Regions from separate parts of the Homo sapiens genome. Here region 1 is linked to region 2. Evidence: read pairs that join two places in POLR2A ChIA-PET (ENCODE). Cell type or tissue: PC-9. All regions are shown on one strand.

Region 1 (2,500 bases), 460 kb before region 2:
CATCATATAAATCTTACACATATTTTGTTAGATTTATCCATATGTATTTCATGTTTTTGTAAAGGTATATCAGTGTTAGTGTCCTATTGCCTCTATTGTTACATAGCTATATTTTGGAAAAATAAATACGGTAATTATTATTAATAAAGTAAAATATTTTGTCTGGAGTTTAAGTACAACTACAAGTAGAAGTCATTTAGAAAGTACTTTAATTTCCATTCAAAAAAGGGCAGTTCCTAACCAAACAGGGCACCTCCTAATCTATTCTGCTATGTGCAGAACTGGTTGATACTGTGAATTTCATAGAAATTGTTGCCATCCTATGGTAACTGATTTGAATGACTACAAAACATTCTTTCCTTTTTTAAACAAACAAAAAAAACTTTTCTAGGTGAAGCAGTTAGCAATAGAATAGAGGCTTATCTGTTTTGATTTATATTTGTTTTAATTATAGAATCTAGACTCAGTAATTGTAGTCAACCTATTTATTTACTGTTTGTCCCCCCAAATGAATTTTTAATAAATATGAATAAAGTCCACTTTACTAGGCATAATTACACTTACGTAAATAGACCTACTTTAGCTTTTTAACAATCTTCTGAAGTAGGTACTACTAGTGTGCATTTGATAAACACATGTAAGAGAAATTGAGGTTCAGAGAGATTGAATGAAATTACCAAGAGGACAGAGCCAGCATGTCACAAAATGAAATTTGTCTCCAAAGATGTGCTAACTTAACCTGTAAGGCTGCTTTGGACGTATCAAATGGATATCAATGGATTCCCAAAGAAAAAATCCACATCTAAAATCTGGGTGCTCTACAGGCCTCCCCATCAATGTGCTCAGGACTAAATGTAAACACCTAAGGAATCAAATCCACCTAAACCAGTGTTTCTAACAAAGTTAGGTACAACTTAAGATACTTTAAAATCCCAAGATAGACACATTAACTCAAATGCTTGGATTAAACTCTAGCTGAAACTATTATACTTTCTCATGTTTCTCTATCAACTCATTTTTACACCATTTTTTTCTCTCCAATATAGATGCTACTTGGGAAGTAGGCAGCAGTTTGGAATATGAGTTTCAGTGTAGGAGAAAGTAAGCAGCATGCTCACAAGTTTAATTTGATATGAATATATTAATTCTGAAAAAAGCTATCAGAAAGAATCCTAAAGCACTGTACTTATTCTGAACAGTATTTAACACACTGAGAGATTTAGTAAATGCCTTTGAGAGGCTGACCTTAAAAAAAAATTGTTGTAACTCATCAAGTCTTTTTATATTAAATTTTTTTCCTAAATTGCTGGCAGAAGACAGCTAAAATTGCAACCTATAATTTATCATTCTCCTGCCAATAACTAAAAGTTCTAAATAAAGCAGCACTGTAGCATGGAATAGCACTTTTCAGATTATTTACTTGCAACATTCCAAATTCAAAATTCTTTTTTCCTCTGTGGTAACTATGGTACAACAAATCTTGACAGCAGTGCAAAAAGCAAAGCCTTGTTCTTTTTAAATAGCCTTAGGCTTCTGCCATTTTATGAGGCCTACAGAACTCTGAACTCAGGACAGACTTCCTGGATTACCTAACAGCCCTGGGGCATGCTTATAAATTAAGTTTTATAAATTTTTAAACTATAAATAGCAGCAGCAACAGTAGTAGTTTAACTACAAGAGAAAATCAGTTCCCCCAAACTGAAGACTCTCTCAGACCCTGGGGGTTGCCACACTCTGTGTAAATTAGCTTTTGGACAGGCAAGGGGTCTCCAAGGAAAATGGTCTACCCTTGGATCAATGACATATGCTATTTGGAATACTGGCTAAAGCAATTCAAAAAATCTACACTGACACAAGGAGAAGACAAGCTCTCTAATGTAACCAACACCTGAATCAGACAGGATTCATCTTGGAAAAGCAAAAATGTGAGCAATTAACTGTCATTATCTACTGCCCCTCAGAAATTCTAAACCGGGAATAAAAAGTATGGCCAACTGACTTTGGGAGGCCGAGGCGGGCGGATCACGAGGTCAGGAGATCGAGACCATCCTGGCTAACACAGTGAAACCCCATCTGTACTAAAAATACAAAAAATTAGCCGGGCGTGGTGGCGGGCGCCTGTAGTCCCAGCTACTCGGAGGCTGAGGCAAGAGAATGGCGTGAACCTGGGAGACGGAGCTTGCAGTGAGCCGAGTTCGCGCCACTGCACTCCAGCCTGGGCTACAGAGCGAGACTCTGTCTCAAAAAAAAAAAAAAGAAAGAAAAAGAAAAAAAAAGGATGGCCAACTGAAATGGCCTCTCCTGTAGTTAGGCCCTCAGGATGGCTAATGAATAGCTGAATAATCCCCATTATATTAAGGTTTGAAATATAAAAGAAGTTTGAATGAAGATCTGACATATATATATGTGTGTATGCCTAGTGTTTTGAAAACTGGACTAAGATGCTTATTAAAATATAGAATTGTTAAAAGAGATACAGTTGACTCCTAACATTACAATA
Region 2 (2,500 bases):
AACTCCAGGATTATTTTCATTATGCAAACTGAAATTTCACACCCATTAAACAACTCCCCATTCCTCCATCCCCCAACCCCCTGACGACCACCCTTCTACCTTCTGTCTCTATGAATTTGTCCATTCTAAGTAGAAAGAATATTCTATCTCATATAAGTGAAATCCTACAGTATTTGTCTTACTGTGTCTGGCTTACTTCGCTTGGCATGATGTCCTCCAGGTTCATCCGTGTTGTAGCGTGCGTCAGAATTTCCCTCGTTTCTGAGATGGAATAATATTCCACTCTATGAATATGCCACATTTTGTTTATCCATTTGTCTGTCGGTGAACACGTGGGTTGCTTCCGCCTTTTGGCTACTGTGAATAATGCATTTATGAACATGGGTGTACAAACATCTCTTCAAGACCCTGCTTTCAATTCTGGGGGGTGTATGCCCAGAAGTAGAATTGCTGGATCATACAGTAGTTCTATATTTAATTTTTGGGGGAGCTACCATACTGTTTTCCAGAGCGAGGAGCTGGGATTTTAAACTAAGTGAAACTGGAGGTCATTTGACAGTTTTGAGCAGGTGAGTAACATGATTTTATTTGGATTTTTAAACCATCCCTCTGGCTTGGTAACACATAGGATAGATTGTGGGAGCAAGAGTGACTGCAGGGAGACTACTGCAGCTAGAAGGTCATCATGAGGCCCTGGAAAGAGAAGAGGGAAGAAAGAGGAGATGAGGAGATGTAAGCAACCATCAGATGGGGATAGAACAGGGGTGCAGGCAGGAGAGGTTGGGAAGGGGCCGCTGAAGATGGCTGAGTCCCTGGATGCATGGTGACATCATTCACAAAATCAGAGAAAAGCAAGGGATATAAATATCTTTAAATAGTTCACAAAAGGTATCAAAGCCCTGCCCAACCTCTTCCTCATTTCCCTTGTCCTCTCCATCTCTAATTTTTTTACAATCCTAAATTTCCATTTAACCTTCATTCTCTCAGGCTCCCTGTCTGCCTCCTCAAGAACAGAAAGTGACTCATCAAGAGGTCACCCACAGGACCAAGACATTACTGAAGCATGCAGGCTTGTTCTTTCGGCATGCAGGCTGGCAGGAAGTCAGACCGCATCTCCAAGCAGAGGCCTGAGAATTGGCCAATCAGCCATCCACACTTGTCAGCAGATCCCAGTGCTCAGAGGACAGCGTGAGATCTAGGCATCCCCAGCTGGGCTCCAGGCAGAGAGTGACCCTGTCCACAGGTTCGGCCTCTTCTCAAGTCCCTGGGAGTCTTGTTCTTCCTGCTGGTCTTCTTGTCCTTGCCACATTTATAGATAAAGGATGGCTTTGGGGAGGCTGAGATTGGTCTTTAAACATTCAACAAATATTTACTAAGCACCTATTGTGTTCTTAGCAACATCCGGATATAAGGGATACAGACATTGATCAGACACGGATCTTGCTCTTGAAGAACTTTCAGGACAGACATCAATTGGCAACCTGAGGGGCCAAGCATGGTGGCTCATGCCTGTAATCCCAGCATTTTGGGAGGCTGAGGCAAGTGGATCACTTGAGGTCAGGAGTTCGAGAGCAGCCTGACCAACATGACGAAACCCTGTCTCTATTAAAAATACAAAAATTAGCCGGGCATGGTGGTGCATGGCTGTAATCCTGTCTACTTGGGGGGCTGAGGCAAGAGAATCGCTTGAACCCGGGAGATGGAGGCTGCAGTGAGCCGAGATTGCGCCACTGCACTCCAGCCTGGGCAACAGAGTGAGACTCCATCTCAAAAAACAAAAAATTGGCAATCTGAGGCCACACAAGCTTAAATACCACATGGTAAAGAGAAAGAGACTGTTGCAGACTGATGTCTGTTAGCAAAAGAGAGTGGGACTCGTGCTGGCCTACAAGGAAAAACCCAATTTGGGCAGAGAGGAGAGGAAAAGATGCACCAGGCAGGGGAGAGTGGTTCATTAGAGGCACAGAGGCGGGGAACAGTAGAGCCAGTGAGCAGGACACAGGAAGCAGGGTGGAAGGGCCTCCAGGAGGCTAAGATGACACTCAGCTGTGAGGAAATGAGGATCTCAGAGAGGAGCAAGAAGGAGAAACTAACATCTTATCACCATGATGTGCCAGGCATCACGCCGGAAGCGTCATCACTGTTACCTCGCTCGGAACTCACAGTCACCTGCGAGGAGTGAGATTGGGGTTATCATCCCCATTTCACAGATGTGCAAGTTGGGCTTAGTTACAACTAAAAGTTTTTTTGAGTAAGACTGCCAGCGACAGGACCTGGGGTCGGGCTGCTGAGAGAGATGAGGAAGCAGCTGTTACTCTCTTGGACCCAGACCTCCTCTCTCCGTGTTGTTGTTGTTGTTGTTGTTGTTCTGTTATTGTCCCTGGGTGCTTTGAGTTTCATTTGTTTGCTTGTTGGTTGGCTGGTGTGCGTGTGTGTGTGCGTGTGTGTGTGTGTGCACGCGCGCAGGAGTAGGAAAGAGAGGATCTGTTTTGCTTTGCTA

Evidence for each region. ChIA-PET counts read pairs that join two places held together with the same protein. Peaks named below come from ENCODE experiments on the same cell type or tissue, not always from the same donor. Only the 100,000 strongest peaks of a DNase experiment are listed, where the experiment ranks them.
Region 1: POLR2A ChIA-PET joins it to region 2 with 7 read pairs; 1 of 35 experiments calls an interaction of 5 or more read pairs at or near these places.

What each region holds. Positions count from the first base shown.
Region 1 is chr7:141,616,519-141,619,018 of GRCh38, reverse strand. All of the region lies in intron 8 of AGK (acylglycerol kinase), which reads right to left. Among named protein-coding and RNA genes, the nearest start is that of AGK, 66 kb to the right of the region's middle. In PC-9, no CTCF peak of the experiment used is centred here; a DNase peak (open chromatin) is centred at 1,528; H3K27ac peaks cover 830 bases.
Region 2 is chr7:141,157,383-141,159,882 of GRCh38, reverse strand. The region is part of intron 1 of TMEM178B (transmembrane protein 178B); the gene reads right to left. Among named protein-coding and RNA genes, the nearest start is that of TMEM178B, 85 kb to the right of the region's middle. RefSeq lists an enhancer at 353-1,552. In PC-9, no CTCF peak of the experiment used is centred here; a DNase peak (open chromatin) is centred at 1,202; H3K27me3 peaks cover 783 bases.